Linked DNA regions of Homo sapiens: regions 1 and 2 are each linked to region 3. Evidence: chromatin loops called from intact Hi-C (ENCODE). Cell type or tissue: IMR-90. All regions are shown on one strand. Each heading gives the region's core, and the rest is flanking DNA. Links, peaks and the distances in the headings are about the cores only. Region 1 has its middle 7.2 kb from the start of NAA20. Region 2 overlaps RIN2 (Ras and Rab interactor 2). Region 3 overlaps SLC24A3 (solute carrier family 24 member 3).

What was found. A loop is a pair of places that touch in the nucleus more often than their neighbours do. Peaks named below come from ENCODE experiments on the same cell type or tissue, not always from the same donor. Only the 100,000 strongest peaks of a DNase experiment are listed, where the experiment ranks them.
Region 1: a loop joins it to region 3, with 4 times the contacts of the local background. A loop is called at or near these places in 16 of 110 quality-filtered maps.
Region 2: a loop joins it to region 3, with 5 times the contacts of the local background. A loop is called at or near these places in 6 of 110 quality-filtered maps.

The regions. Positions count from the first base shown.
Region 1 is chr20:20,004,789-20,015,478 of GRCh38, reverse strand. No RefSeq gene overlaps it. Among named protein-coding and RNA genes, the nearest start is that of NAA20, 7.2 kb to the left of the region's middle. In IMR-90, for the core only: no CTCF peak of the experiment used is centred there; a DNase peak (open chromatin) is centred at 4,628; H3K27ac peaks cover 365 bases.
Region 2 is chr20:19,897,600-19,908,289 of GRCh38, reverse strand. All of the region lies in intron 3 of RIN2 (Ras and Rab interactor 2), which reads right to left. Among named protein-coding and RNA genes, the nearest start is that of NAA20, 110 kb to the left of the region's middle. In IMR-90, for the core only: a CTCF peak has its summit at 4,983; a DNase peak (open chromatin) is centred at 4,949; H3K27ac peaks cover 580 bases.
Region 3 is chr20:19,686,217-19,696,906 of GRCh38, reverse strand. SLC24A3 (solute carrier family 24 member 3) reads right to left here. Exons shown (of 17, transcript NM_020689.4): 13 at 3,482-3,648; 14 at 1-110. Among named protein-coding and RNA genes, the nearest start is that of RIN2, 67 kb to the left of the region's middle. In IMR-90, for the core only: CTCF peaks have their summits at 4,112 (motif pointing left) and 8,362 (motif pointing left); DNase peaks (open chromatin) are centred at 4,606 and 8,276.

The DNA of each region.
Region 1 (10,690 bases), core at 1,368-9,367, 320 kb before region 3:
ATTTTGAGGCACAGATCAGAAATATCCTATAGCTACGTGGCCATTCCAACACATGGGGTCAGGGGAACGTGCAGGGCAGTACAGAGAATATCCTGGATATTCACCAGCTGGTTCTCCCTTCTCTCCTGTTTGTCTACTTATTTTTAAACTGTTATCAGTTTCCATTGCTGATTGCCTCCTATGAATTAGCATCTCGAAGGGTGGCCAGTAAGTGCCTAGCAAATATTGATTAAATAGCTGAGTGAAAAAGTGGCACACAGGTTACCCAGAAGATAATGTCATCCTTGGTAGTTTACAAAGAGGGTATTCACATTCTCAACAAAGGTATTTCACCTCTCTTTGCCTCAGTTTCTGTAAAAGGTGCATAATCATAGCACCTACTTCATTGGATTATTATGAAGATTACATGAGTTAATATTTGTAAAGCAGTTATAACAGTGCTTGCCACATTTTAAGTGCCATATAAGTGTTTGTTAAGAAAAATAATGAAATTAAGTATCTTGCATTTTGAAGGATCAGAATCTGGAGATGTAGAGTTAGGAGAGGCACAGCCCTCAATCATAGACCTTAGCACAAATGGCTCTGGAGGGGTGATGTTTGCTCATAGTCCCCGATGAGCAGCTTAGAGGAGATGGGTGGGGCTTTGGAAGCCGCCTCCCTTTCCTCTTATTGTCTTGCTTCAACCAGAAAAGTCTACATGTTGACACACTTGTTTTATGGGTTTTAAAAATACCTTTTAGGGCTATTTACATTCTTAAAGACTTTTTAATAAAAAGGATATATGCACATTATTAAGAAATCAAAGACTTGTGGAAATGTACAAAGAATAAAGCAACAAATCATTGAAAATTTTGCCACCTGGGAATAAACCATGTTAACTCTCAGATAATTTCAGTCATCTCTCTATGTAGATTAAGGGGAGTGAGAAAGAGACTTTTACTTAAAAGGGATTCTAATTATATATGTTAATAGATTATGAAGTATAAGGTATTACTGTACTTGACTTTTTTCTTGAATTTAACAGAAGAAAAACAAATCAAATGAAAATGAAAGAGTGCCAGGCGCGGTGAGTCACGCCTGTAATCCCAGCACTTTGGGAGGCCGAGGCAGGTGGTTCACCTGAGTTCAGGAGTTTGAGACCAGCCTGGCCAACACGGTGAAACCCCATCTCTACTAAAAATACAAAAATTAGCCGGGCGTGGTGGTGGGCACCTGTAATCTCAGCTACTCGGAAGGCTGAGGCAGAAGAATCGCTTGAACCCAGGAGGCAGAGGTTGCAGTTTGCTGAGATTGCACCACTGCACTCCAGCCTGGGCGACAGAGGGAGACTCCATGTCAATAAATAAATAAATAAATAAATAGGCTGGGCGCGGTGGCTCACACCTGTAATCCCAATGCTTTGGGAGGCCGAGGCGGGTGGATCATAAGGTCAGGAGTTTGAGACCAGCCTGGCCAACATGGTGAAATCCCATCTCTACTAAAAATACAAAAAAAATTTAGCCAGGCATGGTGGCGGGCGCCTGTAATCCCAGCTACTTGTCAGGCTGAGGCAGGAGAATCGCTTGAACCCGGGAGGCAGAGGTTGCAGTGAGCCGAGACTGTACCACTGCACTCTAGCCTGGGTGACAGAGCAAGACTCTGTCTCAAAAAATTAAAAAATAATACAAAGAATAAATAAATAAATAAATATGAAAATAAAGAGATTGCTGAGCAGCACAAAATAAAAGCTCCTAAAAGTTTCCTGTAAAGTTTAAGATATGTATAGTATTATCTTATATATGTATTAAATGTAATTTCAATCTCCTAATGAGGATAATTAATGGTCAAAATCAGATTTTTTAATAGAAATTTCAATTTAGGGCACTATTTACTCTTTTTTTGTGTTGTTTTGTTTTTTGTTTTTTTGCTTTTTTGAGACAGGGTCTCGCTCTGTCTCCCAGGCTGGAGCGCTGGCAAGATCTCAGCTCAGTGGAACCTCTGCCTCCTGGGTTCAAGGGATTCTCCTGCCTCCGCCTCCTGAGTAGCTGGAACTATAGGTGTGCACCACCACACGAGGCCTTTTTTTTTTTTTGAGACAGAGTCTTGCTCTGTCGCCCAGGCTGGAGTGCAGTGGTGTGATCCCAGCTCACTGCAACCTCCGCCTCCTGAGTTCAAGCGATTCTCTGCCTCAGCCTCCTTAGTAGCTGGGATTACAGGTGCCCGCCACTATGCCTGGCTACTTTTTTTGCATTTTTAGTAGAGACGGGGTTTCACCATCTTGGCCAAGCTGGTCTTGAACTCCTGACCTTGTGATCCACCAGCCTTGGCCTCCCGGAGTGCTGGGATTACAGGCGTGAGCCACCGTGACTGGTCTTTTTCTTTCTTTCTTTTTCTTTCTTTCTTTTTTTTTTTTTTTTTGAGAGAGGGTCTCTCTCTGTTGCCCAGGCTGTAGTGAAGTGGCACCATCTCAGCTCACTGCAACCTCCACCTCCCAAGTTCAAGCGATTCTCGTGCCTCAGCTCCTGAGTAGCTGGGACTATAGGCGTGTGCCACCATTCTCTATAAAGCCACATCAGTTTTTCAACTATATATCACCTAGTTGTTTGGTTTTAAGTCTATGATTGAGTGGATGTAATTGTCATTCCTGTTTCTTCTTACAGCTTTTCCCTTTCCATTCTTCATTCTGATGCATGTATGGGTTGGCTGGGTTTCTCTGCTGAGCTTTTGTTTGTTTGACTTTGCTGTGCTTTGTTTTTCCTCGGGCTCATGGTGCTGGTGCTCTATTCACAGAGCGCCCTTGTCTCTTAGGATGCTCAAGTGGAATATTGGCTGGATATTCCTGGATCCCATGTTCTCTCCTCCAAGATTTTGTAAACATCATTACTCCATTGTTTTCTGGTGTTTAAAGTTTCTGGGGGAGAAGAATAAGGCCAGCATGAGTTTTTTTCCCCCTTGTATCAGCGACTTAATTTATGCTGGAGTCTAATTATAACATTTCTAGAAATATAATTATAACACTTTCAGAAATAAAACATTTTTAACAGTGCATGTGTTTTAAACCTAGTGAATCTGACAATTTCAGCAGTTTAACACTGAAATGTACTAAAAACTTCAAAACAGAATCACTCATACATAGCTGATGGGAATATAAAATGGTGCAGCCCCTCTGGAAAACAGTTTGGTAGTTTCTTTACAAATTGAACATGCAAACATGCAACTATCACTTAACCCAGCAATTGCATTCCTGGGCATTTACCCCAGGGAAACGAAAAGTTACGTTTTTATCAAAACATCTGTATGAATATTTAAGCCGGAATCAAAAGTCTGTGTACCCTGTGATTCCATTTACATGGACATTCTTTTTTTTTTTTTTTTTTTTTTTTTGAGACAGGGTCTCACTCTGTTGCCCAGGCTGGAGTGAAGTGGCACCATCTCGGCTCACTGCAACCTCCACCTCCCAGGTTCAAGCGATTCTCCTGCCTCAGCCTCCCGAGTAGCTGGGGCTATAGGTGTGTACCACCACACCTGGCTAATTTTTATATTTTTAGTAGAGATGGGGTTTTGACATATTGCCTAGGCTGGTCTCAAACTCCTGGCCTCAGGTGATCCATCCACCTCAGTCTTCCAAAATGCTGGGATTACAGGCATGAGTGAATGTGCCCAGCCATTTATATGACATTCTGAAAGGGCAGAATTATAGGAACAGAAGAAAACAGACCAATGTTTGCCCAGGCTGGGACTGATCATGGTGGTGGCTACATGACCAAATGAGTCTGTCAAAATACATCAAATGTGTACTAATATGAGTCAATTTTACTTTATCAAACTTATACCTTAATAAATCTGACTTTAAACAGAAGAATCACCAGCACTTTGGGAGGCTATGGTGGGAGGACTGCTTGAGGAGTTGGAGACCAGCCTGGGCAACAAAGCGAGACCCCATCTTTACAAAAAAACAAAAACAAAAAAAAAAAAAAAAAAAAGGAAGAAGAAGAAGAAGGAGAAGGAGAAGGAAAAGAAGAAGAAATAGCCAGGCATGGTGGTATGTGTCTGTAGTCCCAGCTACTTAGGAGGGTAAGGCCAGGGGGATCCCTTGAACCCAGGAGTTTGAGGCTCCAGTGAGCCATGATTGCACCACTGCACTCCAGCATGGTGTTTTTAAAAAAGAAAGGAAGGGAAGGGAAGAGAGGGGAGGGGAGAAAGGGAGAAGGAAAGCTGAGATTGTGCCACTGCACTCTAGCCTGGGCAACACAGTGAGACACCGTCTCAAAAAAAGAAAAAAGAAAAGAAAAAGGAAAAGAAACCAATAAGCAGCAGTATCAGCATATTTTTAGAAGTATGGAGATAAATAATGGTGGGAGGGGAGGGGAGGGGACAGAAGGAAGGAAGGAAGGAAAGAAGGAAGGATCAGCATAGTCTTTCCATTTTTGTCACCATCATTTTAAGAAGTATATTTGAAAAGCATGAACTACGTTAAACCCCACAGTTACTTGGGCTTCTAGGACATGCTGTTATTGACTTCTGTTTCAGTGCATTTGATTTTATTTTTAGCCGGCAGTAAAACACTGTTTCTATCCCGGCTGCACATTTTCCCCTACATTAAAGATGACTCATAGAACTCTTTATTTATCATTCTACACAGAGTAATTTCTTTTACTGCTTAGTTGGAAAAAACTACAAGCTTTTACCACATTTAATGGCAAACATTTTCCTGCTCATTGAAACAAAACACCATGTGCTCTCTGTAAACAGTGCTGACCCAGATTCACATCCATCATTGCAAAATTCCACATTGAAAACAAGCAAACAGCTTGATGGTTCATCTGTTGTTGCTCTGTTTCTTTTCTTTCAGATTATATGGAAAGGACAAAGTGCACAGTAAATATATATTTTGATATATCCTAGGCAGCATACTTTACAATTAAACAGCTTGGATGTTTGGATGACTTCATATAAGAAATTTTTTATATAAAATAATAACTGGATAAGATAGATGCATTGACTCTGGCCTATCATTGTAATAATCTATTTTCAGTTTTGCTAACTAGGATGTATAAGTTCATTCACCATTCAAATGTAAAACTACAGGTTTCTTTCTTTATTATTTTATTATTTATTTTTTTTCTTATTAAAACTACAGGTTTCAATTAAACAAGGCAGGCTGCATTACCTATCTTTCCCCTACCAATACCTCACTAAAATGAGAATTAAAGAAAATTTAAAAAGGAATTTTTAAAAGGGCATACATCCATAGGAACAAAAAGAATGGAAGAGGAGACAGCAGCCAATGGGAACTGGTAACAAAATTTTGCGGGCTTGAAAACTCAGCAGACAGGAGAAAGCTAGATGTTAACCAATGTCAGGCGGAAAAGCCAGCAGGAAGCAAGGCAATCGATTCCCTATGCAGCGTCTGAGCGGGCTCAGGAATGAGCTCTGGCAGGTGTGAGTGAAGGGAGAAGATGAGCGCCTCACTCCTGGAGAGACCCAGAAGCCATGTCCCTGAGCCGTCAGAGCACAGGCAGCGAAAAGTGACGTTGAGACACTGCATTGGAAATGGGAGGAGGTGAAAGCTGGCAGACGGAAAGCTGAAAACCCACAGGCTCCTTGCCTGCTTAGCTCCTAGAACGCTGGCAACAAAATTTAACCCCACTTTGCACCCGGCGCCCGTAGGATACTGGAGAATTTTCTTGTGGGGAAACCACCTGACCCAGGAGAAAAGCCCCACAGGCATTGACATATGACCAGGCTGCTACATGGTCACCCTAAGGAGAGGACCACCATACAAGAAGGTTCAATCCTCACCTTCCATGATATGGAATCAATTATTAATGTCTAATATTGAAAAAGAGGCCGGGCATGGTAGCTCACGCCTGTAATCCCAGCACTTTGGGAGGCAGAGGTGGGTGAATTACTTCAGGTCAGGAGTTCAAGACTAGCCTGGCCAACATGGTGAAACCCCTTCTCTACTAAAAATATAAAAATTAGCCGGGTGTGGTGGCACATGCCTGTAATCCCAGCTACTCAGGAGGCTGAGGCAGGAGAATTGCTTGAACCTGGGAGGTGGTTTGCAGTTAGCTGAGATCGTGCCGCTGCACTCCAGCCTGGGGGACAGAGTGAGACTCTGTCTCCAAAAAAAAAAAAAAGAAAGAAAGAAAAGAAAAAGAAACCAATAAGCAGCAGTATCAGCATCTTTTTAGAAGTATGGAGATAAATAATGAATACACAGCTGGAGACGTAGTTTAGGGGAGGAGATAACAGAAATGGGATTGGGAGGAGGCTCAGGGGCTGCTGCCTTCCATTGCAAGTCTTCCAATATTTGATTTTGAAAACCATGTATTGTGTTTATTCTTTTAAAATCCTCCTTCCCCTTGAAAAACATAAGGCAAAATCATGTGAGTAAACCAGTGTCATCTGGAAAAACAAATGAGGGCTCAGGATTGTCCACAATGGTTACCTGGAGAAATGAAAGAGTTCTGCGAAATTCACCATACTTTCCCTTTGAAATTGTCTGCTGGGGATTCCACAGGAGCTTTTTCCAGCGATGTTTTAAATCATCCACTCCTTGCTCACCGAAGAGGTTTTATTAAACACATCTTTGTTTTTCGAAGTTGGTGAGTAAAAGGGTCTTATGATTAGTAGATTCTCAGGGAATGAAATGCCTTTAAAAGGAAGTTGGCTGTTCTTCTTCTTCTTTTTTTTGAGACAGAGTTTCACTCTTGTTGCCCAGGCTGGAGTGCAACGACACAGTCTCGGCTCATCACAACCTTCCCTTCCTGGGTTCAAGCCATTCTCCTGCCTCAGCCTCCTGAGTAGCTGGGATTACAGGCGTGCGCCACCACACCTGGCTAATTTTGTATTTCTAGTAGAGATGGGGTTTCTCCATGTTGGTCAGGCTGGTCTCAAACTCCCGACCTCAGGTGATCTGCCCACCTCGGCCTCCCAAAGTGCTGGGATTACAGGCGTGAGCCACTGTGGCCGGACCAGCTGTTCTTTAAGAAAATAAAAAAGCTTATAAACTTCCCATGTCACATGCAGACAATGTGACTAATTGTGCAGACTACATGACGACATCCGTGCGTGCACACACATGCATGTGCAAGCAGCTGGCCCGGACAGAGAGATCCCCCTCCGCTGCTCCTGTTTGCCCTCATACAGATGTTGGAGGTGAGAGAAGCCACTCTCCAGCAAACTCAGCAAAATCATTAAGTTTGACTTCAGCAATCCCACCTAATTTTCAGAATCTTTTCCCCACGCCCTTCAAGCCCCTTTTCCCTGTCAAAGCAAGAAGAACATAATTGAATATATATAATGAGGTAAAAACTTGGTTCCTGACATTTGTTTGTTAAGCCTTTTGTCCATAATGTAGGTGATTTTAAATGAAGTTATGCCTTACTCTTAGCAAAACAATTATGAGCTATTTTCTTCTCCTTTCCTGCAGGGTTCTAAGAGCAGCACACCTCCTACATTTGTGTATTTGTATCAGCTGCACAAATGCCAAGGCCCCAAATATACCTTGAACTAATGCTTCTCAAGCCAACTCTAATGTGCTCGTGAATCTTGTTAAAATGCAGATTCTGATCCAGCAGGTCTGCCAGGGGTCTGAGATTCTCACAAACTCCCAAAAGATGTGATGCTTGATCCGTGGACTATGGTTTTCAAGGCAAAACCCTAAACTATCTGTTCAATGAGAGTTTGCAATTTGTCAGGTCTCATATTTTCATGTGCTAGCGAAAAATAGAAGCTTTGTGATGTCGTAGCTGCTTCACTTACGTATTTTTTTCTGATTGGTTAAAGAGTCTCTAGCATTTTATTGTTTTCTGTAGTTTTTCTTTCAGTAGATAATAGATGCATAAGTCTTTTCTGCATATGATCGTACATCAATAGGCTGCAGAGAAAAATGGGAGTGAGAAAGATAAAATGGACGGAAACTGCAATCTGGTAAATAAATGCATTCTCTCATAATTTGTAGAAGTGGTGAGAAATCGGAAGCACGCACATCAGAAATAAAAAGAATTAATCACGTCAACCTCTGTATTCTTCTTGGTAAAGCACCAAGTTTTAAACAATAGTCCTGTTAAATGATATAAATGGACATATAAATTCGTGAATATAATAAAGTAAAAGGGGAAAAAGGTGGAGGAAAGTGGTTAAAATAATCACTGACTATAATTATGCTTTTACTTAAATAATAATTCCTTTTTGGGAAATACTATTTTAGACTCTTGTGCAGGCAGAGATGGTTCCTCTTAGGATTTCGATCTGCCCGTGACTGGGAAGCTAGCAAGACGTCTTTGCAACCTCCCTTGCTCCCTTCTCCCTTCTTGGCGAAAGTCACCCCTGGCTATGGGCCCTGATGATGCTCTTGACCAGCATTGAATACTGGGGAAAATGAGCTACTCCCAACTCACACGCACACACCACCATCACCGCCATCACCACCGTCAGCAGTAACAACAATAAAGTTAGGCCAGGTGCGGTGGCTCACGCCTGTAATCCCAGCACTTTGGGAGGCCAAGGCGGGTGGATCACGAGGTCAGGAGATCGAGACCATCCTGGCTAACACGGTGAAACACCATCTCTACTAAAAATATAAAAAATTAGCCGGGCATGGTGGCGGGCACCTGCAGTCCCAGCTACTCAGGAGGCTGAGGCAGGAGAATGGCATGAACCTGGGAGGCGGAGCTTGCAGTGAGCCGAGATCGTGCCACTGCACTCCAGCCTGGGCGACAGAGTGAGACTCCGTCTCAAAAATAAATAAATAAATAAAATAAAATTAATGACTAGTATTCACTTTATGTTTGATCTTCCTACATTGAGCAACCCGCCCCAGTACATTTTTCTTAAACCTTTGATACCCATTACTGCCTTTCTTCTGTTTCACAAGAAACTTGCCAGCAGATAATAGCATGAATGGGTAAGCAGAAATAAGCAGTAGGGGTGAAATGCCAAAGCAGTCGATTATCTAATAATCATAATAAGTAACATTTAACAGTGCTTGTGGTGTGGTGCCTGGATGTTCTAAGCACTTTGCATGGATCAATTTATGTTTGCCTTACAGCAGTGCCTGAAGAGGCAAGATGCTATTTTCATCCTTGGCTAGTAATAGGTACATACGTTTGACAGGATGCATGTGTCTGTTCCTTTGTAGATGTAACCTGTGAATGTGTTTTATTTTATATACACATACCGTTTTTTTTTTTTTAACTTTTAAGATCATCCCTAGTTGATATGCTAGAACTGCACTCTCCAATATGGTAGCCACCAGCCACATGTGGCTATTGGTTATTTAAGACATGGCCAGTGTGAAATGAGATGTGCTGTAGGTGCAAAATGCACACAAGACTTTGAAGACAATATAAAAAATAAAAAAATGTAAAATGCCTCTTTAATATTTTTAATTGATTGGTTGTTGAAATATATTTGAGATATCATGAGCTAAATAAAATTACTAAAATTGATTCTACATATTTCTTCTTGATTTTTAAAAATGTGGCCACTAGTAAATGTAAAATTACCTATTATGTGGCTTGCTTCGTATTTCTACGGGATAGCACCAGGCTAGAAGTACATGTTCCATGGTCCTCTGCCAGCCAAATCAGGTTGAGAATGCATGCTTGGTTAGGTGTCAGTGGTCTTGGTTAGGCAAAGGTGTTACTTCTCGCAGGTGTGTTTTTATATTAAAATCCAGATTTTGATCTAAACTAGTAGTTTTCACAGCAGAAGCACCTTGGAAGTTTAAAATAAATATGGCTGGCTGGGTCGCCTCTGCAGAGATTCTGATGGTCTGGGCAGCTGGGGCATTGGGAGTTTTAAAAGGCTCCGGGTGACTTCAAGCTGACAGCCAAAGCTGAGAGCCACCTATTCAAATGGAACAACGGACACTGGGTCTTGGTGACAGATAGTGTGGGCGGGTAATGTTTGCAGTGGGGCCGGGTTCACACTTTTTGAGTCTCTGGTTGGAACTGAAGAAACAAACTGTGAAAAGGATCAGAGCCTGCTTTTTGGCAAGGAGGCTTGGAATAGAGTTAAGAGCACCCTCAAACCTACTACGTGAGGGAAAACCCAGCCCACAGAATCATGGTGGGGAAATGGGAAGAAAGGGAAGCAATGGAGCTAATTATGTGTAGTGATATTTCCCCCAGGAAACCGAAGGCTGGTTACAGAGGTGAAGGCCGTCTAGGAGCTCCTCCCTGGCCACCCGTGGTCCTCAGGTTCTGAGCCCCTCTCCACAGGTGGCAGGATCTGACCACCCCCGTTCCCCAGCAGTGAGAAATGAGGGCTGGCTGTAGTAGTTCTAATGTGTGCACTCAAAGGAAATACTCAGATTCATTAATGTAATGATAGTCTAAGTGTCTTACATGCAGCCTCAGAGTTCAGGCAAATTTTACTTTTAAATGGGAGAATTTATAGCAGACTCGAGATAAGAAACTCTGCCCCCATCTCCACCCCCAACCACCTCACTCCAACTGAAGCTTCTCCAGGGAGACTTCTGAGGGGAGGCCTTGGTTACACTTTCTCAGAAATTTGGGAAGCTGAGGGGGGTAGATCCCTTGAGTTCAGGAGTTTGAGACTAGCCTGGGCAACATAGTGAGACCTCACCTCTACAAAAAATAAACACAAATTAGCTGGGCATGGTGGTGCACACCTGTAGTCCTAGCTAGTCAGGAGGCCGAGGTAGGAGGATTGTGCTTGAGCCCAGGAGGTTGAGGCT
Region 2 (10,690 bases), core at 1,193-9,192, 210 kb before region 3:
TCGATCTCCTGACCTCATGATCTGCCCACCTCGGCCTCCCAAAGTGCTGGGATTGTAGGTGTGAGCCACCGCGCCTGGCCGATGTCCAAACTCTGAAGTTCCTATGTCCATAACACAACATAATGCCTCTTGGATGAGTCTTTTTTGGTTTGGAAGTGATCGCCCTGCAGACAGATGGAGCATGGACCTAAGCTCTCCCGACTGTGGTGAAGGCTCAGAGGTCAATGTTACAGGCATGAGGAAGGTGAAGAAATAACACTTCATTAACCAGCTTCAGCCAACAGCAGCTGCCCCTTAAGGAGGGGCCTTCTTGATGGCTGGCATTGTCCATTGTCTCACTTAATCCTCCATCGTCTTAGCACCATAGGACAGGGATTTATTAATCCCACCTTACAGATGAGGAAACTGAGGCTCTGAGAGTTTGCTTAATGTCATGCAGCTGGTAATGGTGCAACAGGGATTGGCAGCCCTTACAAACCCATGGCCTTTCCACCAGTATTTACCCAGGTGAGGTACACATATCTTTGATGCATTAAAGGGAATATTGGCTTTTACTACGTTTGAAAAGGTGAGTGTGTGGACTCTGGGCAAGGCCCTGTGGCTATACCCAGGACAAACTCACCAGCTTTATCTCAGACCCTGGGGCTTTCCCAGACCCACCTCCACCCTCTTCCTTCCTGAGCTCAGTGTTCCTGCATCTCTGTATCTTCTTTGGTTCCTTGGAATTTCCTTCCTTGAAGTAATAAGTGGAGAGCTTCTGGTGATGGGTGGAACTTCCTTCCTTCCTCGCTCTGGTGATAAGTGAAGGATGAGAATGCACCCAGTGTCCAGCTGAGGGTTTGGCTGGGAGCCAGGGCTCTGTCTGGTACACAGGCCAGGGCAACCCCCAGCTGCCTCCCCTAGAGCTGCCTCTCCCCTCCACAAGACCCAACCCTCTCCAGGGCTATGATTGGGCTGTGTCCTCAAAGTTCATATGTTGGAAACTTAATCTTCAATGCAACAGTGTTGAGAGGTGGGGCTTTTAGGAGGTAAATAGGTCAAAGGGGTCTGCCATCTTGAATGGATTAACGCCATTATTTTGGGAGTGGGCTGGTTATCACAGGAGTGGGTTCCTGATAAAAGGATGAGTTCAGCCCCTTTTCCTTCTCTCTCCTGCCCTTCCTCTCTCTCTCCCTCCTACCCTTGCATGCACATGTACTCTCTGCTGCCCTTCCACCTTCCACCATGGAATGACGCAGCAAGAAGGCCCCCGCAAAATGCAGTCCCCTCAACCTTGGGACTTCCCAGCCTCCAGAGTTGTAGCATATAAATCTCTGTTCTTTATAAATTAGCCAGGCTCAGGTATTCTGTTTTAGCGGCAGAAAACAGTCTAAGACATTGAGGAAGGCTGTGGCAGTCACTCCAATGTGTATGTCACATATCAGAGGTCATACTCCAGTGGCCTATAGGACACTCATCCATGCTCTGCCCAGTTTGCTTCACATGGGCTTGTCTTGTCTTTTAGAGTTAAACTAGTTTCAACATTTAAATATAATAATATTTCATGCAAAAGTCAGGAGACTTAAACAAAAAAATTCAGGTTTCCAGCTTCTTGAAAATTAGAAACCCTGGACCACGATGGTGATGCTGCCTTGTTAGATGGGATATCTATTCTCCAGATGGCCGCAGACCCCACCACTCCCTATGGTTCTTGTTCTCTAATACTGAGGCCAAATGTCAGTTGCCATTTATCAACTTTGGCCTGGGTTGGCTTCACTCGCCTACATTATCTTCCTGGCCCCTGTAAGCATCCAAGGTTAACACCTCTGATGAATTCATTCCTGCTATTTTTTTCTTTTTGAGACAGAGTCTCACTCTGTCACCCAGGCTCTGGAGTGCAGTGGCATGATTATAGCTCACTACAGCCTCAACCTCCTGGGCTCAAGCAATCCTCCCATCTCAGCCTCCGGGGTAGCTAGGGCTACAGGTGCATGCCACCATGCCTGGCTAATTTTTTATTTTTAGTATAGACAAGGTCTTGCTGTATTGCCCAGGCTGGTCTCAAACTCCCAAACTCGTGCAATCCTCCCACTTCAGCCTCCCAAAGTGCTGGGATTACAAGTGTAATTCACCATGCCTAGCCACTATTCCAGCTGTTTCTGACAACCTGTATGTATGAGGCAAGTAGTGCAGTTCAGGATAGAGAATGGAACCTGCCCTGGGAGATCAGGCTGTGAATCTTGGCTCTGCCACTTACTCTCTGGGGGTGTTTATATAGATTCATGGCCCTGGCATGTGTTTGTTTGTTTGTTTGTGAAATAGAGATACTGCTACCTACACTCAAGACTACCTTTGAGAATTCAGTGACAGGATGCAGTTAGTTCCTAAGTCAGTGGTCAGCAAACTTTCTCTACAGAGGGCCAGAGAATGAATATTTTAGGAATTATTATATAGGGGCAATACAGTCCCTGTAGCAACCAAACTCTGCAGTTAATGGTACAGAAGCAGTTACAGACAATACGTGAGTGAATGGCTGGGTTCCAATAGAACTTGTTGTTTGTTTATTTGTTTTTTGTTAGAGATGGAGTTTTGCTCTGTTGTCCAGGCTGGAGTGCAGTGGCTGCAGCCTTGAACTCCTGGGCTCAAGTGATCCTCTTGCCTCAGCCTCCAGGAGCACCTGGGACTACAGGCACACGCTACCATGCCCAGCTCCAATAGAACTTGACTTTCTTAGTTTATTTATCTTTATAAATAGAGATGGGGTCTCACTGTGTTGACCAGGCTGGTCTCGAACTCCTGGCCTCAAGCCATCCTCCCATCTCAGCCTCCCACAGAGTTAGGATTACAGGTATGAGCCACTTCGCCCAGCCAGAACTTGACTTTCAAGCACAGATGCCAGCTGGATGTGGCCTGAGTGTCATCGTTTGCTTTGTCCTCAGAGGTTCTCTCACTCCCTCTCCTGCCCCTCTCTTGTCCACTCCACATATGTCAGGTAGACGAGTTATTTCAAAGAGTATGAGACAATCCTGAAAAATGCACATGACAGGAGTCTGCAATCCTCCTCCCTGTCTTACCTTCCAAGTGGGGAAGGTGTGAGTTTTGAGTCTGTTCTGGCTCAGCTTTTGCTGAGCAGATTCTGAATCGGGGCAGAGAAGAAAACCATGATACTAAAGACCCCAGCCAGGTCAAGGGGACCTGTACAATAAAGACCAGAAAGTGGGAACGGGACAGAGTAAACCAGAGAGGACCACCAGGCTGGAAGAGCTTGGGAGAGATAGAGGAAGCAAATCAGAACTGGAGAAGCTTGAACTTGAAGGATGGGGAGGAAGGGCAGGGCTACCTCAATTTGAGAGAGCTGCTTGGCACCTGAAGAAGCAAGTGTAGAGAAAGAACAGCAACTCAATGTCAAGATTTCAAGTTGTGCTGATGGGGAGGCTGGCTCTGGCCTCCTTTGAGTGACTCCAGGGAAGATTTTAATTGCACTTTGGTTTTCTTGGTTGATGGATGGAGACACAGTGCTAATGCCGGGTGAGCTTTATGAGGGTGGCACATAGGTGGCACTCCCCTCCTCATACCCATCACCGCTTCCGATAGCACTAAGAATGGAATCCCAGTGTTCACCTGGCTGGCATGACTGGCATCCTGCCCCTCCTGCCCTTCCGGCCTGCCATTCATTATACTTGCCACCCTTTTTCTCCCTCAGAGCCTCAGATGTCACTCCAGGCCTTTAAACATGTGGCTTCCTTATCCGGGAATGCTCTTCCTTTCGTCTCTTTCTCTCCTGCACAGTTCAGCTTAAAGTCACCTTTTCAGGAAGACTTTCCCTACCCCAATGTGAGTAGCCCTGCCCCTCATCCCCATCCTTCAAGTTCAAGTTTCTCCAATTCTGATTTGCTTCCCCCAGCACCGCATACCCGGTGCCCAGGGCTGGCCTCACCATTGTAGGTGTGGAATCAATACTGGCTGAATAAATGAACCATATATAGGCAGCGCATACAGATGTGTGCTACACATTTTTTTATTCATCCAGCAAATATATATATATATTTTATATATATATATATATATATTTTTTTTTTGAGACGAAGTCTCATTCTGTCACCCAGGCTGGAGTGCAATGGCATGATCTCAGCTCACTGCAACCTCTACCTGCTGGGTTCAAGCAATTCTCCTGCCTCAGCCTCCCGAGTGGCTGGGATTACAGACGTGCGCCACCACACCTGGCTAATTTTTGTGTTTTTAGTAGAGACCAGGCTGGTCTTGAACTCCTGACCTCAAGTGATCTACCCGCCTCGGCCTCCCAAAGTGCTGGGATTACAGGCATGAGCCATGGCGCCCGGCCCATCCAGCATATTTATTGAACACCTGCAATTACCGGCCAGGTACTGAGCTCAGCCCAGGTAATACAAATTCAGTAAGACACTCTCTCTGTCCTCAAGGAGCATGCAGGACACTGGGTGCTAAATACATGATCACAGTCTTCTTGCTTTCATTTCCTTTACTTCTGGAAAGCCTGATTCAGAGATAGTTGGAGAAACCTCAAGAAACACAAATTTTATTTCCTAATTTACAGTGCAGACCAGGATTTCTCAACATCAGCATTGTTAGAATTTGGGGCTAGATAATTCTTTGTCGTGGGGGCTGTCCTGGTCATTGGAGGAAGTTTGGCAGCATCTCTGGCGTCTGCCTACTAGAGACCAGTAGCATCCCCATCCCAGTGGTGGCAACCAAAAATATTTCCAGAGAACCAGTGGTCAAGGTGGAACCAGCTGTCCCGGAACAGAACCCCAAGTGACCTGTGTCTTTGAGACCCTGAAACAAGCCTAGAATCTGGAAGTAGAATGAGAAAGGAAGAAACACCCCTGGCACGCTCCCAACAGAACATAAACAACACAGACACAATGTAAACACCAACTATTCAAGGCCACTAGGGAACAGGTCTGAAATGACAGAACAGAAACCAGGATGCTGAAACCACAAAAACGACGAAATGGCCCCCTCTTTCGACACACACGAGCGCTGGCTGCTCCTCCACCGATGATCCCTCAAGCTCCCTTTATTTCCTCCCCTTCCAGATAAAGACCATCAAGCTACCCCTAGCAACAAATTACCCTCACTTCCTGACAACATCTTAGCCCTCCTGTAGAGTTACTCAAGAAAATACAGGATGCTAAGTTAAATTTAAATTTTATTTTATTTTTATTTATTTTATTTTTTTGAGACAGAGTCTCGCTCTGTTGCCCAGGCTGGAGTACAGTGGCACAATCTCGGCTCACGGCACGCTCCGCCTCCTGAGTTCATGCCATTCTCCTGCCTCAGCCTCCCGAGTAGCTGGGACTACAGGGGCCCGCCACCATGCCCGGCTAATTTGTTGTGTTGTTAGTAGAGACGGGGTTTCACCGCGTTAGCCAGGATGGTCTCAATCTCCTGACATTGTGATCCACCCACCTAGGCCTCCCAAAGTGCTGGGATTACAGGCGTGAGCCACCGTGCCCGGCCAAATTTAAATTTTTGATAAATAATGAATAATGTTTTTTAGTATAAGTATGTGCTAAATATTGCATAGGATATACTTATGCCATATCTGGAATTCAAGTTTCACTGGTGTCCTGTATATTTTATTTGCTAGATCTGCAACCCCACCTTCCTTAGAATTACCCAGCGCAAGCAGAAACCCTGTAATGAGCTCCCCCAGCTCCCTCGGACTGAGAACCTCCTATGCCTCTGTCAGTGGGCATTCTCTCTGTCTGCACAAGCTCATAAACCTAACTTTGAGGAAGGATGTCCTCCTGGTGGCCTTTGAGAAGAATCATCCCCACCTTTTGCTATAGGAAACTCAGAGATGGCCATCGGAAAGAGGTAGTGGTGGGTGGCCAGCAAAGGACAGCGGTGAGGGACAGGTGCAGTGGGAAAGTTCAGAGAGGCTCAGCTCACTAGCATCCAGCCCAGGGAGCACTCCATGGAAGGTGGTGGGAGGAGAGACTGCCTGAGTCTCATTTCTGAGCTGGCTGAGGCACAGAGTCAGCATCTCAAGGACTCAAGGAGAGTCGGAGGAGTCCAATGAGTGCTGGGTCCTGTCTCTATGAAATTCCTCCCAAGTTTATATACAGTGTCCACGGAGCCACCACATACTTCACAAACTGTGTGGCAAGTTCTTCATGCCTCAGTTTTCTTAACTGCAAAAGGGGGATAATAATATTGTGAGGATTAAATAAGTTAATGGTTTTAAAGTGCTTAGAACAATGCCTGGAACAGTGTGTTTGCTCAATTTTTTTTTTTTTTTTTTTTTTTTTTTGAGACAGAGTCTCGTTCTGTCGCCCAGGCTGAAGTGCAGTGGTGCCATCTTGGCTCATCACAACCTCCGCCTCCCGGGTTCGAGTGATTCTCCTGCCTCAGCTTCCTGAGTAGCTGAGATTACAGGCGCCTGCACCACACCCGGCTAATTTTTGTGTCTGTAGTAGAGACGGGGTTTCACCATGTTGGCCAGGCTGGTCTCAAACACCTAACCTCAAGTGATCTGCTGGCCTTGGCCTCCCAAAGAGCTGGGATTACAGGTGTGGGCCACCGCACTCGACCTGTTTATTAGATTAAACATAAATATTACAAAGTAATTGAATAAGGAAGAAGGCTGGGCTGTGCCTAGGGAGTGGCACCAAAATAGTTGATTTTACCTAAATGTCAAACAACAAAATGTCTGTTTTTTCCATTTGATCATTTGTTCCTTTGGCTAATGGCAGTGTATACCAACAACGGAGTTTGAGTGTTCATTTTCCCCAGGGTTTAGTTGGCAGGGGGAAGAGCCGCCCCTCAATCGTAGCACACTGATTGTGCTAGCACCCGTGGGTAAATGACAAGGTCGGGTGTTCGACGCTGGGTGGGGCACTTTTGCCAGTGCATGTTGCAGGGTTCTGTTCGGCTGAGTCACCCTGCCTCTGAGGATGTCCACCCATGTATCTGTGTGCAGATGCTTTTGAGAAAGCAAATAAAATGTGGGGACGGGGGTGGGGGAAAGCAGACAGAAAAAGACACCAGTAGTAACACCAAGGCTTGCAGAGTTATTGACTGAAATCATCAAAATACTGTATCTGACCAACAGACAGTTACAATCCAGCTGGTAAGGTGGTATCATTCCATTTTCCAGAGAAGGACATGAAGCTAGGTTGAGAATGAAGACGTTTCTATGCTTTTTGTATAGTGCCGTTCACTCATTGAAATACAGGGTCTGGAGCAGTGGTTCTCCCACCTGGGTGAACATCAGAATCACCAGGAGAGAGCTGGGCCTTATCCTGCAGTTTCTGATTCTCTGGGTCTGGAGTGGAATCCAAGAAGTACATTTCTTTTTTTTTTTTTTTTTTTTTTTTTTTTGAGACAGAGCTCTTGTTGCCCAGGCCAGAGTGCAATGGTGTGATCTCGGCTCACTGCAACCTCCGCCTCCCGGGTTCAAGCGATTCTCCTGCCTCAGCCTCCCAAGTAGCTGGGATTACAGGCATGCGCCACCACGCCTGGCTCATTTTGCATTTTTAGTAGAGACGAGGTTTATCCATGTTGATCAGGCTGGTCTGGGACTCCCGACCTCAGGACATCTGCCCACCTTGGACTCCCAAAGTGCTGGGATTACAGGCGTGAGCCACCACACCCAGCCTAATTTTTGTTGTTGTTTTTGTTTTTTCTTTTTTTTTAATGTAGTAGAGACAGGGTCTCCCTGTGTTGCCCAGGGTGGTCTCTAATTCCTGGGCTCAAGTGATCCTCCCACCTCGACCTCCCAAAGTGCTGGGATTACAGGTATGGGCCACTGTACCTGACTTTAGGACGGTTTTTATTTTTTTATTTTTTATTTTGAGACTCTGTTGCCCAGGCTGGAGTGCAGTGGCACAATCTCAGCTCACTGCAACCTCTGCCTCCTGGGTTCAAGCAATTCTCCTGCCTCGCCTCCTGAGTAACTGGGACTATAGGCATGCACCACCACGCCTGACTAATTTTTGTATTTTTTGTAGAGTCAGGGTTTCACCATGTTGGCCAGGCTGGTCTTGAACTCCTGACCTCAAGTGATCTGCCAGCCTCAGCCTCCCAAAGTGCTGGGATTACAGGCATGAGCCATGATGCCCAGCCAGAATAGTTTTTAAATTGGGATTATTTTACATGAAAATCTAGATTTCTGGCCTCCCTCACTTGGAAAAAACCAAAAAACCCACATTCATTCTTGCATGACAAGAATTGGTTGGAACTGAGAGAGCAGTTTCTCCTTCTAGAAGGGACTTGTATGCTCCAGTTTTGTTACAGTCTCCACCAATCCCACCTGTCTGATGCCAGGCCCACTCACTCATTTTATTTCTGTTTGGCCCTGCAGGTTGTTGAGTTTGTGACTGAGCTGTTTTTCTATGTTGCGCTCCCTAAGATGTTCCCAGTGTAAGCCACAGCCTGATATTCACACCTTTGAGTAATTGCTCCTGAGGCTAGACTTATTGACTGGCTTCTAACGAATAGAATATAGCAGAAGTGATGGGGTACCATTCAAGAGTAGGTTATAAAAAGACTGTGACTTCCATCTCTCTTGCTCTCTCCTGTTTAATTTGCCATGTGAGGAAGCCATCTGCCATGTCCTAAGGCCACCCCTGTGAAGAGAACCATTTGACAATGGACCGAGACCTGCCAAGTTAGTTTGTAAGTGGATTCCTCACCAGTCAAGCCTTCAGATGAGACTATGACCCTGGCCACCAACTCCTCCCAAATCTCATAGTGACCTTGAGCTTGAGGCTCTCAGCTAAACTGCGTTTAGATCTCTGACCCACAGAAAATGTGAGGTATGAATGTTTGCGGTTTGAAGTCACTAAGATTTTGGGTAATTAGTTACACAGCAATAGATAGTACAGCTTCAGATTATGTTGTGGAAATGGTTTTCTACATGCCACCATAAAGACATTTGAAAGATTTTATGCTGGGAAATTATTCTCCATCCAATTCACCTCGGACCACTGGACATATATATGTACATATCTGAGTTTAGGGATTAGAGCAACACCAAGAGCGTCACTGTGAGGATTTTACACCATGAAAAAGAGCCCAGGAATCCTCTACCAGTATTTAAGTCAATAAACATAGAGCTAGCTGTCACATAGTTCTTCAACCTCATTGAAGACATTTGATTTTTTAAGGCAAAAATCCTTGGTTGGGGATATTTGGGAACAAGGAAAGGAGAGGCATAATAGAAGTGGCTGGGAATAAGCCATTTCAGCAGTAATTATTAAGAAACACTCAGACTTGGAAATAGATTAAAAAGGTGGGGCGTGTTTTTTCTGATAAAAAGTGTTTAGTGCTATGAATTTTCCTCTGATTGCTGCTTTAAATGTATAACATTGATTCTGATAGGTAGTGTTTTGATTATCATTTTGTATCATTTTTTTCTGTAATTCCAGTTTGTATTTCTGCTTTCACCCCAGAGTTGTTTATTAGAGGGTTTTAAAACTTCTAGATGAAAGGGCCTTTTTGTTTATTTGAGTTTGTCCTTTCATTGCCATGCTGGCACGTGATTTAACAAGTTTATCTATGGATTAGTTAATTGTCTAGAGGAATGTATCTGTGTTTGACTTATGTGGTATTAATGAAGAGATCAGACACAGTGAGGTTATATACCAGCCTGCAGATTTCTGTTCTGTAAAAAGGGAGAACACCAAAGGTTACAGTTTTATTGCCTTGTAGGATGTTACCAGTTTGGATTTTAACTCAGCAAACTTATCACAGACTGCCTTTCTAAGTTGACTACAAATACATCATTTGTCAAAGCATTTTTTGAACCAGTTTTACTATTTACTGGTTTCCTCATAAATGGGTGAGATAAAGCTTTGGCAGGTGTTCATTCTATATTGTACAAGAGTCATATTTTAACTTTTTGAAAATTTTACATTGACACAATAGTCCTTCAAAACTACATCTTCCTTCTTGGTATCCTTCTAATATGAAACTTAGAGCTACAAGGAAGCCTGGAGAAATACATCATTGAGGGGAACCTGGGCAATCTGCTTCACTCCTGATTTTTAAACAAAGAAGTCCCCTGGCGAAGATGAGCATGTGTTGGAACGACACATGCTGTTAGCATCAGAAATGAATGGCCACAATGTACTGGAAAAACCATTTATAAAACCATGAGATCCATTGCTTTTTGAAAATATGAAAAGGAATTTCTGTTCGATAGGCTCATAGCATTCCTAGAAAGTCATGCCTTGGGGGCGCTGACTTGAGTCCTGGAAATGTTTGGAACAAATGGTGAGAGGCATGTGTGTGCATCCAAAAATAGCCAACAGGCTGGGCACCAAAGCTCATGCCAATAATCCCAGCACTTTGGGAGGCTGAAGCAGGAGGGTCACTTGAGCCCAAGAGTTCAAGACCAGACGGGGCAACGAAGTGAGACCCTGTCTCTACAAAAACTAAAATAAAAGTTGCCAGGCATGGTGGCATGCATCTGTAGTCCTAGCTACTTGGGAGGCTGATGGGGGAAGATAGCTTGAGCCCAGGAGTTCCAGGCTGCAGTAAGCTATGTTCACACCACAGCCCTCCAGCCTGGGCAACAGAGTCAGATTCCAACTCAAAAAAAAAAAAAGAAGCCAACAGTTCCTGCAGAGAGAGACCACCATTCTTATGACCTCTTCAGATGGAGTTTTCTGGGAGAGGGAGCTGGAAAAGGGGGAAGACAGTCACAGAAGAACCAGAGCAGGAG
Region 3 (10,690 bases), core at 1,074-9,073:
CTGGCCACAATGAGGCTGGCCATGCAGTCAGGCACGCTGGTCCCAGCAGCCAGGAAGGTGATCCCCATGATGACGTCAGGAATCCCCAGGGTGTAACCAATGATTGTGACCTAGAAGGAGCAGGAAGAGGTGGTCAGCTGAGGGTCACCTCAAGCCCCACCTGCCCATGATTCTTCTGATGGAGACTCACAACAGGCTATGGTCTGGGCTATCTCTGTGGGGTGCAATGTCTGCTCTCTGTATCAATACAGAGGGTGACAAACACTATGTGGATGCCGACCGGGGCTGCAGGTCAGGGGACGGTGCTGTAATAGGACCCAAACTTTCCAACAAAACATTGGCCTTTTCACTTGTTCTCTTCCGGTGAGGCGGGTGGTTTGAGAAGAGAAAATAGAATTTCTGGGAAAAAGGCAATATTGGGACAGAATATTTGAACTACGGGTGGCCCTGAGGCATCCAGAATGGATGGATGCTTTGCTTGGAATTTGAGCGTCCATGTCAGGGAGGATGCACAATGGGAATTTAGAAGAACTGCAAAGGGGCTGGATTTGACAGTATCCATACTTGTTAGAAAAGGCATAACTCTAAGGTTGGGCACGGTGGCTCAGGCCTGTAATCCTATCACTCTGGGAGGCCAAGTTGAGAGGATTGCTTAAGTTCAAAAGTTCTAGACCAGCGTGAGCAACATAGTGAGACCTTGTCTCCACAAAAAATTTTAAAAATTAGCTGGGCATGGTGGTGTATGTCTGTGGTCCCAGCTCCTTGAGAGGCTGAGGCAGGAGGATGGCTTGAGCCCAGGAGGTTCAGGCTGCGATGAGCTGTGATAGTGCCATTGTACTCCAGCCTCGGCAACACAGTGAGACCCTGTCTCACAAAAAAAAAAAAAAAAAAGAAAAGGAAAAAAAGGGGAAAGCCATAACTAGCATTTCCTTTTCTCTATTCCTTGAAGCTTGGTAGCAATTTGCTGTCCTTGTCAACATCTTCTTCACTATAATAGCTTCTGGGGACCATCATCTTAAGTGAAACAGCTCAGACACAGAAAGTCAAACTCCACATGTTCTCACTCATAAGTGGGTGCTACGTAATGTGTACACTTGGACATGGGGTGTGGAATGATAGGCAATGGAGTCTTGGAAGGATTGGGGGCAGAAATGTTGTGTTTCTACATCTCAATTTCCTCCCTGGAGACTGAAAAACAGGAAGGCCAGAGGCCACCTCAGTTTAAATTCAGCACGGAATGAAGTGGGGTGGGTGACGAGAAATTACTTAATGGGTACGATGAACATTATTTCAGTCATGGATACACTAAAGTCAGGACTTCGTCACTTCCATCACACAATATATCCATGTAACAAATTTACTTGTACCGCTTAAATTTATGCAAATATAGAAAAAGCAAATGCAAGCATGCTTAAAAAAACAAAAGCAGTTGATGAGGCAGATGATGAGGGAGCTGGTGGCAAAAAAAGAGGTAAGTGGAAAAAGAGACACATTCCCTGCATGTGGGCCCAAGGAGAAGATAACTCACAAGAGTTGAAACTGTCAGGTCATTTTAGGATGCCACTGGATCTCCCTCACTTGCCATAAAATTACAGGAAATGCAAAGCACATGTTGTAAGGAGCACATTCTTCTCACAGTTCCTCCTGGGCCAGCCCTTGAGAGACACCTACACCCGGAACCCTGACTTCACTCCAAAGGCCACAATCGCTCCTTCCCTGTTCAAAGATTGGGGGGATGTGAGTGAAATCCATAGAGATGCTTGCCTTGCCTCCTTTCAGACAGAGAATGCAGCTCATTTCTGTTCAGTACTGAGCAGAACTGAACAGAATTTAACCTGGGGTGGCCACAGGGCTTTCTGACTTCCGGTCTCCAGGGAGGAAAGTGAGCTGCAGAAACACACGCTGTTTCTATTTTGTCGCTCTGGATCAAATGGAGCTACCAGCGTCCTGGCCAAACCTTGTTTTTCCTTTTTAACCCTCAGCTCAGTCCCTGTAGGAACCTGGTTTGGCTCAGCCAGTCTTGGCCTCTGGTTCATCATTTTCATGATCATGTTTGTGGCTGGGTCTGGAGTTCAGGGGAGCAGACTGCTCAGGTGGCTGGGACCAGGTCTCCGGCTTCTCCTAGTTTTCTCCCTACTCCTGGGCATTGATTGGGACTTATTAGAACCTCCACTGGAGGAAAAGGAAGCAAACAGAAGGAAGTTGAACCTCAGATGAGTCAGGTCAGTTAGCCCGCTGGTTAGGGGGCTGCACAGAAAATCATGTAGCACCTTAAGGTCAGGGACAGCCAACACTGTCCCCCAAATCCAGATAGGAGGTGGCTCTTGGTGCATATGTCAGATGAAAACATTAGTGAATGCAGGATGAGGGAGAAACCCCTGGCTATAAAACTTGGGTTTTAAAAAAATGTTTGTGATATTGAGGAAAGAGATGATTATGAATTAGTTGTGTCAGGTTTACAAATTTGCAACCCATGTAGCAAAATTTTTCTGGGTATTTTTGTTCTTACCAAAATATCTTTTTCATAACCTTCTTTTTAGCTCTTGAGTTTAATTCTCCAGAATTTATATTACATTTCTATCCAACACTCAAGGCAAGATTAATTTGGATTTGCATCATTTTGCCATGCTTTTTAATTTCTGTCCAATCCTAATGATTTGGAATTTCTCCCCAGTTAAAAAGTATAGCCATAAATGGGTAATGCATTCTGGAAGGCTGGGTTTCCTAAAATGGCTTTGTTAAGGTCAAAGCCACTGAATCGATGTCAATCAACTAATATCAGTCAATGTCAATCAACCAATGTGAATCACTGAGTCATTATTTTAGCCTCAGAAGGGACCCTTGAGTGATCACCTCATACAATGCCTCATTGTCTGGCTGAAGAAACTAAGATGCCGATAGGGATTGATCATCATTTCCCAATTCTTTGTGCCTTTCCTCCATGTCCTTTGCCCTGTGACATGGCTGTTCTTCCCACTGGAGCAGGTGGAGTACACTTCCCCCATGCCATTGATGTGGGGCTTGGCCAGTAAAATGTGTGTGGACGTGATGGTAAGTCAGGGCCAGGCGAAGATCCTGGAGGCATTTCGTGTTTCCACGTACTCTCTTGCATTCTAATGATGCACTGTGAGAAGAGCATACCCCAGGTAGCTAGCCTCTGGTACAAAGAAAATGAGCAGACACGTGGAGTAGACATGGACCCCACCTGCTGCCTGAATCAAACATGACCACCCTGAAGCCTGAAGCAGAGCTGCATAGCAGGTCCCAGCTAAGATTAATGAATCCACAGTCAACATGAAGACGTGTGAGCAGGAGAATCGATGCCTGCAATTCTAAACTACTAAGTTTAGGAGTGGTTCGTTGTGCAGCTTATTGTAGCAATAGCTGACTAGTACAGTTATCGGCTGAAACCCTGACTCTTATTCCCTTCTTTATTCTCTAAAGAGATTTAACAGTGCCATGGGGTCCCGATTGCACTCACCATCCACACCATCATGTAGGAGAAGGCTGCGATCCACAGCGTGGAGGAAGCAAACGTCACCATGAACCATTTCTCCCAGCGCGGCTTGTTGCAGTTGGGTACAGTGAAGTATAAGACGAAACTCAGCGGCCAGGTGAACGCCCATTTCACTGTTTCCAGTTTACCCGCTGGAAAAATGAAAAAGGCCAAAAAGAAATAAAAAAAAAATAACAAAGAACCCCAGTTAGCTTTATTTCTTTGCTCTGCCAAGTGTCTGTACTGCTTTCCCCAGAATTAAACCTTATTATATTGCTCTTTTTCTAAAACATTCAAATGACTTTCCATCACCAACGAAACCTGACATGCAACACCAAACAGAATTAAAAAAAAAATTACCCACTGCCCACCTGCTGATTAGGTCTCCGAAATGAGAGGGTGAATCACTTCTTAGTAATACCAGGCTAGGGGGATGGTTTGGCAGATGGCCAGGTGGGAAAAGAGAGGAGGATACTCAGGTCAAAAAAGAGGTGGAATGTGTGTAGGTGCAGGGGGTCGAAATGGGGGTGGGGAGCTAGGAAGACCTCCAGTGGGCTTCTGTTTTCCACGTTTTCGCCCGATAATAAAGCGTCAGCGGACGCAGCGCCACCTGGTGGAATTTCTCAGCATCGTCGGTCAGCGCGCCGGAATCTTCAAAGAGGATTTGAAGGCTCTCCCTAGACCTGTATTACTAACCTGATTAACTGCTAATTCACCTCTAGAAATAAATATGCATACATATTTCCATGTATTCCTCAATGCAATCCAGATACACAGTGCCTCTACCTTCCAGAAAGTTTGCTGTGCCTCTTTCTAGTCAAACCCTCACCCTCTACCACCATAGATATTGTTTTTACTGTTCTCCAACTTCAAATAAAACCATATAGGATGTTTTCGTGCCTTCCTTCTTCTTTTCAACATAATGTGATTGAGATTCATTCATGTTGCGTGATCCATTCCTTTTAATTGCTGTGTAGTATTCCCTCCTATGAATGTGCTACGATTTGTTATCCATATGGCGGTGGGTGAGCATTTGTTTGTTGCCAGTTTGAGGGTATTACAAGCCAGGTGACTATGAACATTGTTGTACAAGTCTTTTTGTGGTCATGTTTCATCTCTCTTGGACGAAGACCCAGGAAAATTGCTGAGTCATAAGGTGGGTATTTATTTAACTTTATAAGAAACTGCCAGTTTTCCAAAATGATTGAACCATTTTATATTCCCACCAGAGTTAAGGAGGAATTTTTATATTATAACATTTGAACAGTAATTAAATGTTTAATAAAATGTATTTTATAATTTTAGACCAGTATCCAGTATTTGTTTCATATATCCTACCAATCTCCAAATAGTTTCTTAAAACTGCATAGATAGAAAAAGTATCTAACATTATTTCTGGCACCCTCTGGCCTCTCTTAAAGGGCCGAGGCACAGTGTCTATGGGAGGCAGAGGGGTTTCTCATTAGATGGTGCTGGGCTCCGGTCCCTGCTCTGTGGCTTATGAGTTGAAAGACTCAGTTAATTAAACTCTCTACACCTCAGTTTCTTCATCTGTGAAAATGTGTATACAGCAGCACCGAGCTCACAGAGTTGCTGGGAGAATTAAATGAGATGATATTAGGATGAGGGCTGGGACAACATGAGCTCACAAGTCGTTCCTGTCAAAATCCTGGGAGTCATTCTTGATCTTTCCCTTTCTTTTATCCCCCACAGCCAACCCTGGCAACCTGACAGGACATTCCCACCATCTCATCATCCCCACAGCCTCCGCTGGGGCCAGGTTCACCAAGGCCTGGCTGACAACCTGGCTTCCTACGGGGACTACTGCTCCAATGCCTATCCTACCTCCATCTGTTTGCTACCAGTAGCCAGAGGAAAGAGTCTCAAAAACCAAATTGTTCTAGAACCTTCCACTGGCCTCCACTGCCCTTAGAGTAAAATCAGGTCTCCCCACCATGGTCTGTAAGGCACTGCCTGATTTTGCCGCACCTGCCACTCTCCCTGCTCACATACTCCCTGGTCTTGGCTAACTTTCTGTCCTCAGACACTCCAAGCCTTTTCCTGCCTCAAGGACTTTGCCCTCGCAGGTCTTCTGCCTGGATCTTCTCATGGCAGAATCTGCCCTGTCACGCAGGCCACTTCACTGCTCGAATGTCACTGAGCCCTCAGATAAATCTAAATATAACTCTCATCATCTCACTCCAGCTTTTCTATTTGTTTCATAGCAAATATTTTTATTTGTTTCATGCGAATATTTCCTGTCTTAAACCATCAGGGTTGTTTCTTAATTTATTTTCAGTCTCCCTCAAATTAGAATAAAGTCTATGAGAACAGGGGTCTTCTCACTTGTTTAGCACCTGATTGAAAGGCAGGGATAGTGCAGGGCTTATATTGCATTTTCAGTAAATATCAGTAACAGTAGTAGTAATAATGTTATTATGAACAATCTAATCAGACAGACCAAAGAAAATTACTTGGTTTTGAGAATCTAAGGCTATCCAATTTACAAGTACAGAGTAAAGCAAACAAACAAAAAAAATAGTAAGAAAAGAGAAGTGTTTTCCTATTAGCTGCTATGAGTCTTGTTAGATTTAAGCTTTGGAGATGGTCAAGTGAATGATGAGAACATAGAGACTGTGCTTGCTTTGTAAATCAAGAAGCCTGGCTGAGAGTTGTTTGGAGAGGGGCTTCCAGATGCTGCAGAATCCAGGATATGGCCAGCTCTTTGGATCCCAAATGCATCCTGGAATTTGGCACATTCCTAAATCCCGCAATGTGCTGATAAGGCATTTACCCATGTGGAACCTCCTAGAATCCCCTCAACGGCCTTCCATATGGCTGATGCCCTCAAACGGACAGAGTAACTCGGTTTAGTTTAAAATACACACCCAATCAAAGATTACGAAGAAACACAGGAAGAGGAAGAGAAATGATCCCAACTTGGCTCTTTCACATTCTTCAGAAAATAAAAAAAAAGAGGGAAGAAAAAAATGAAGTCAGAATTTACGAGTGCAAGAGCTTGGAAAATGATATTGATTAGACAAAGTTGTAAGAAGTGTAAGTTAGTGCCAGTGAATTTTGAGTTTTTATCAACTGCTTTAAAAATTTCTGACTGGACACTGGGAGGGCATTATATCTGGAAAACATCATTTTCAATGACATATATGCTTTCTTTAAGTTATTGCCCCTTTGTAACAACAGAACCTTAAAAGCAGAAATTCAATGAGCATTATCTGAATCATATATTTAAATGTAATGCAGCAAATATAACAAATATAAAGGTGTTTTTTAAAAATGATTTTGAGGAACAAAGGCAGTCAAATAAAGATCACCCACATTTTAGCTGGTCTTAATTTTCCTTTTTTTTTTTTTTTTTTTTTGAGACAGAGTCTCACTCTTTTGTCCAGGCTGGAGTGCAGTGGTGCAATCTCAGCTCACTGCAACCTTTGCCTCCCAGGTTCAAGTGATTCTCCTGCCTCAGCCTCCTGAGTAGCTAGGATTACAGGCGTGTGCCACCATGCCTGGCTAACTTTTGTATTTTTAGTAGAGATGGGGTTTTGCCATGTTGGCCAGGCTGGTCTCCAACTCCTGAACTCAGGTGATCCGCATCCTCCCTTTGCATCCCAAAGTTCTGGGATTACAGGCATGAGCCACCACGCCCAGCCCTTAATTTCCATTTCTGAATAAAGGGTTTAAAAAGGTTTCCTTTCCTCTTTGAGTCAACAACATTTCTGGACATTTTTCCATCTTCTGCTCTATTACCATTGGGTCAAAATAGAGCAACAAGGGGGATAGGTTTATTCTTCATTCATTCATTTAATAAATATCTGTGAATGTCCTCTATGCCATTTTGTGCCAGGCACTGCTGCAGGTCCTGGGGGTACAGCAATGAATTAAGAGAAAAAACTTCCCTGACCATGGACCTGATGTGTTGGTGATTACCTGATTTCACAAAAGTCAGCCAGCAACTGAGAGCTGAAGCCAGGGGCCGGAGCTGGCCCGTAAGCATGATAGTATCCCTTTGAGTTGGACTTGGCTTTAACAAGCAAAAGGATTTGTTTCTAAATTATGTTCCTCAGTCAGCTTTGAAGAAAGCTGAATTCTATCAAAGAGAGAAAAAGTTATTGCACAGTATTTTAGACCTAGACCTAAACATATACATTTGTTCCGATAATATCGGCAATAAAAATGTACACTGTTTTAAAGTAAAAAATACAGAAAAAACATAATTTTGCTTTGGAAAAACCTACTTATATTTTGGTGTATTTCCTTCTAGTTTTTCTTTCCCATGGAAATGTGTTTACCTACATACACATGAAAAGGTTTCTTTTGCTGTCTGTCAACAATAAGGCTTTCTTCACCCAAGAGATAACAATAGCTGCACGTTTATATGTATGTATGTGCATATACCAAGTGTAGATGTATATGTGTATATTGTGTGTATATAACCTATAATATAGTATATACATATATAAACATAAATATGTTAATATCTGCACATATATTATACATGCATACAATATATTAAGTGTACACAGTATACATGTGCATGTTAACACTATGTTATATCAATCTTAAATTGCACACTGTACATATATGTACATATATGAACTCACAACAGTATTCACATACTCCTAAATAATTACTTTCTTGGTAATCATCATACCCATTATAGTCAAGTCCTGAGAGAAGAAAGCACTGTGGCTGGGTGCCAGAAACAGGGTACTCATGCCTTGCAGAATGACTATGAGAGAGAAAAATGTCCTCATCATGTGGACGGATCTTTTTCAGTCCACAGGAACTTGACTTGATAGGAACCCATCTGGGGCTCCCAGAACTGACTCCCTGGCTTCTCAATGCCCTCTGCTGGCCGGAAGCACCCGACAGGCTTCTCACCCATAAGCAGAGGCCTGCCTGCCCCAGGAAGCGGGCCTGGCTGGACATTCAGTCCCCTTGCCTTAAAATGGAGTTCCTAATTCTGGGCCTGGGATTCCTTAGCAGCTGGTGGAGGGGAAGAGACAGTTGTAACTGGGGGAGCCCACTCTTTTCAAAGGCAGACCCGGGCTCTGAATCAGGCTTTCCCGCATCTTAGAAGAACTGGGAAGATTGCTGAGTGCCTCTAGGTCTCTAGCCTCTCCGTGCTCCAAGTGTGGCACACAGACCAGCAGCGTCAGTGTCACAGGATGGGGGGCAGCCGGTTCTTGATTAGCAATGCAGACTCGGGCCTCACCCTAGACCTCCTGAATCAGAACGTGCATTTCATTAAGGAAGCCCTGGTGAGAAGGGCTGCTAGAGAAGAACTTGGAATTCTGCTTTCTATCTTGGCAGCTGGGAGCCCTTGAATGACATGGAGACCCCACGGGATGGTACGACCACACAGAGTATCGTCTCTTCTCTCCTGTCTGTGCTTCAGGAAGGACACAGGAGGGGATGTGGGGTTCCTGAGCCTCAGGTGAAGCATCTGTTGGGGGTGAGATGCCTGCAGCCATGTCTCCTCATACACAGGAGCCCAGAAGGTGTGGCTGGAAGGTCTGAGGCCTCCATCATCTGCAACCTAATCACAGTGAGACAGAGGGTGGCGAGCACGAGTTTCAAAGACCTTGAAACCCCACAGTTAGCTCTCATCCAGGAGAGAAATACGGAACCAGGGATCTGAAAGGGGTGCTTGGTCCCAATCAGTAACGAGGCCCAGGCACTGGGCCAGACTTGGTCTCATCTCACACACACATCTTTCATTGTCCCCTGGAGGGGTGCACTTGGGGATTCTGGGCTCCCAAGATGCTAACATAGAACTTGGTCACTTACAGAACTTCCACTGGCTCGACTGTTTAATTAGTGAAAGATTTTAGCGAAATAAGCATTACTGGAGCTTGGTTATGGCCAGCTAATGGCGGACTCTGAAAACAGGGGTTGAGTAAGTGGAATTCTAGACACAGGTCCCTAAGATTCTCAGGGTCTGTGAGTGGGATGAGCTATCAGCCTCGTGATTCTGCTGTGTTGTATGGCACAGTTGACCTTTAGGTAGAGAGATTGTGCAGGTGCCTGATCTAGCTGCAAAGAGTCCTCAAAAGCAAAAGGGGAGCCAGAGAGATTAGGAATGATGGCGGGAAGAGCTCCACACATCCAGGTGAAGGTGGAGGGGCTCTGTGGCTTTTAGGAACAGTGGGACATCCCCAGCTGACAGCCATCAAGGACCTGCACAGCCGCAATGAACCGGTGCCTGGTAATGATTTCTCCCAGAGCCTCTGCAAAGGAATGTAGCCCTGGCTACACCTTCATTACGGCCTGTGAGACAGAATCCAGCAGGACTTCTGACCTACAGAACTGTAAGCTAATCAGAGGGTCTTGTTTTGAGCTGCAAAATATGTGGCATTTTGTTATGCAGCAACAGAAAATGAATGGAAGGGTTTACAAGGGAGGAAAGGAGTGTTTTGCCATTTAATCCTTAAGATGTTTTTGTCTTGGTTGATAGGAAAGGTTGCCAAGAAATATATCTGATGGTGGCAAAATGGATAAAGAACGAGTGTACATTTTTTCTATGAAGATAATGTACTAACAAGTAATGATTTAGCTTTGGGTGGGAGGTAAGGGACCTGGGGGAATAGGAATCTGGATGAATATTTTCTGATAAGTTCTTGAAGAGGCTGAGATCTTGGGTGCCCTGAGTGGGCACAGGGGCATCTCTGGTTCAAGTTTTACTTGCTGTCCTCTGGACAGAAAGGAGCTCCCCTGGAGCACAGCAAGACCCTGCGCATCCAAAATTAACACAGGACTCTGACACTCGGCACCATGTCCTATCATTAAATGGGCTTTCAAGTCAATCAAACGTTTCTTCAGATAATCCTGCACATTCAAACATCCCGAAGAGGTTGCTGCACATGTATACTGAGCCTCACACACTTGACAGTCCATGTGAATCAAACTAGTGTACTCTTCCCTGAAACAGCCAGAAGCTTCTGGAAGGTCCAGCAAATAGGCTGAATTCTTTGGGCTTGGACCACCTGCTCTGATAATGGGTGGGGTGGGGTGAAACAGTTTCTGGAACAACCAAGTCCTTGTTGGAGGCAGCAGTTGGGAGAGGAGGACACCACCCTGGTGGCTGAGGTCCTGAAAGCTTCTTCAGGCCTTGGCATCCACCAGGCTGGCCTTGGCAGGACAGCTCTCCCGGCTAGGTGCAATGGGATGGGTGGAGGT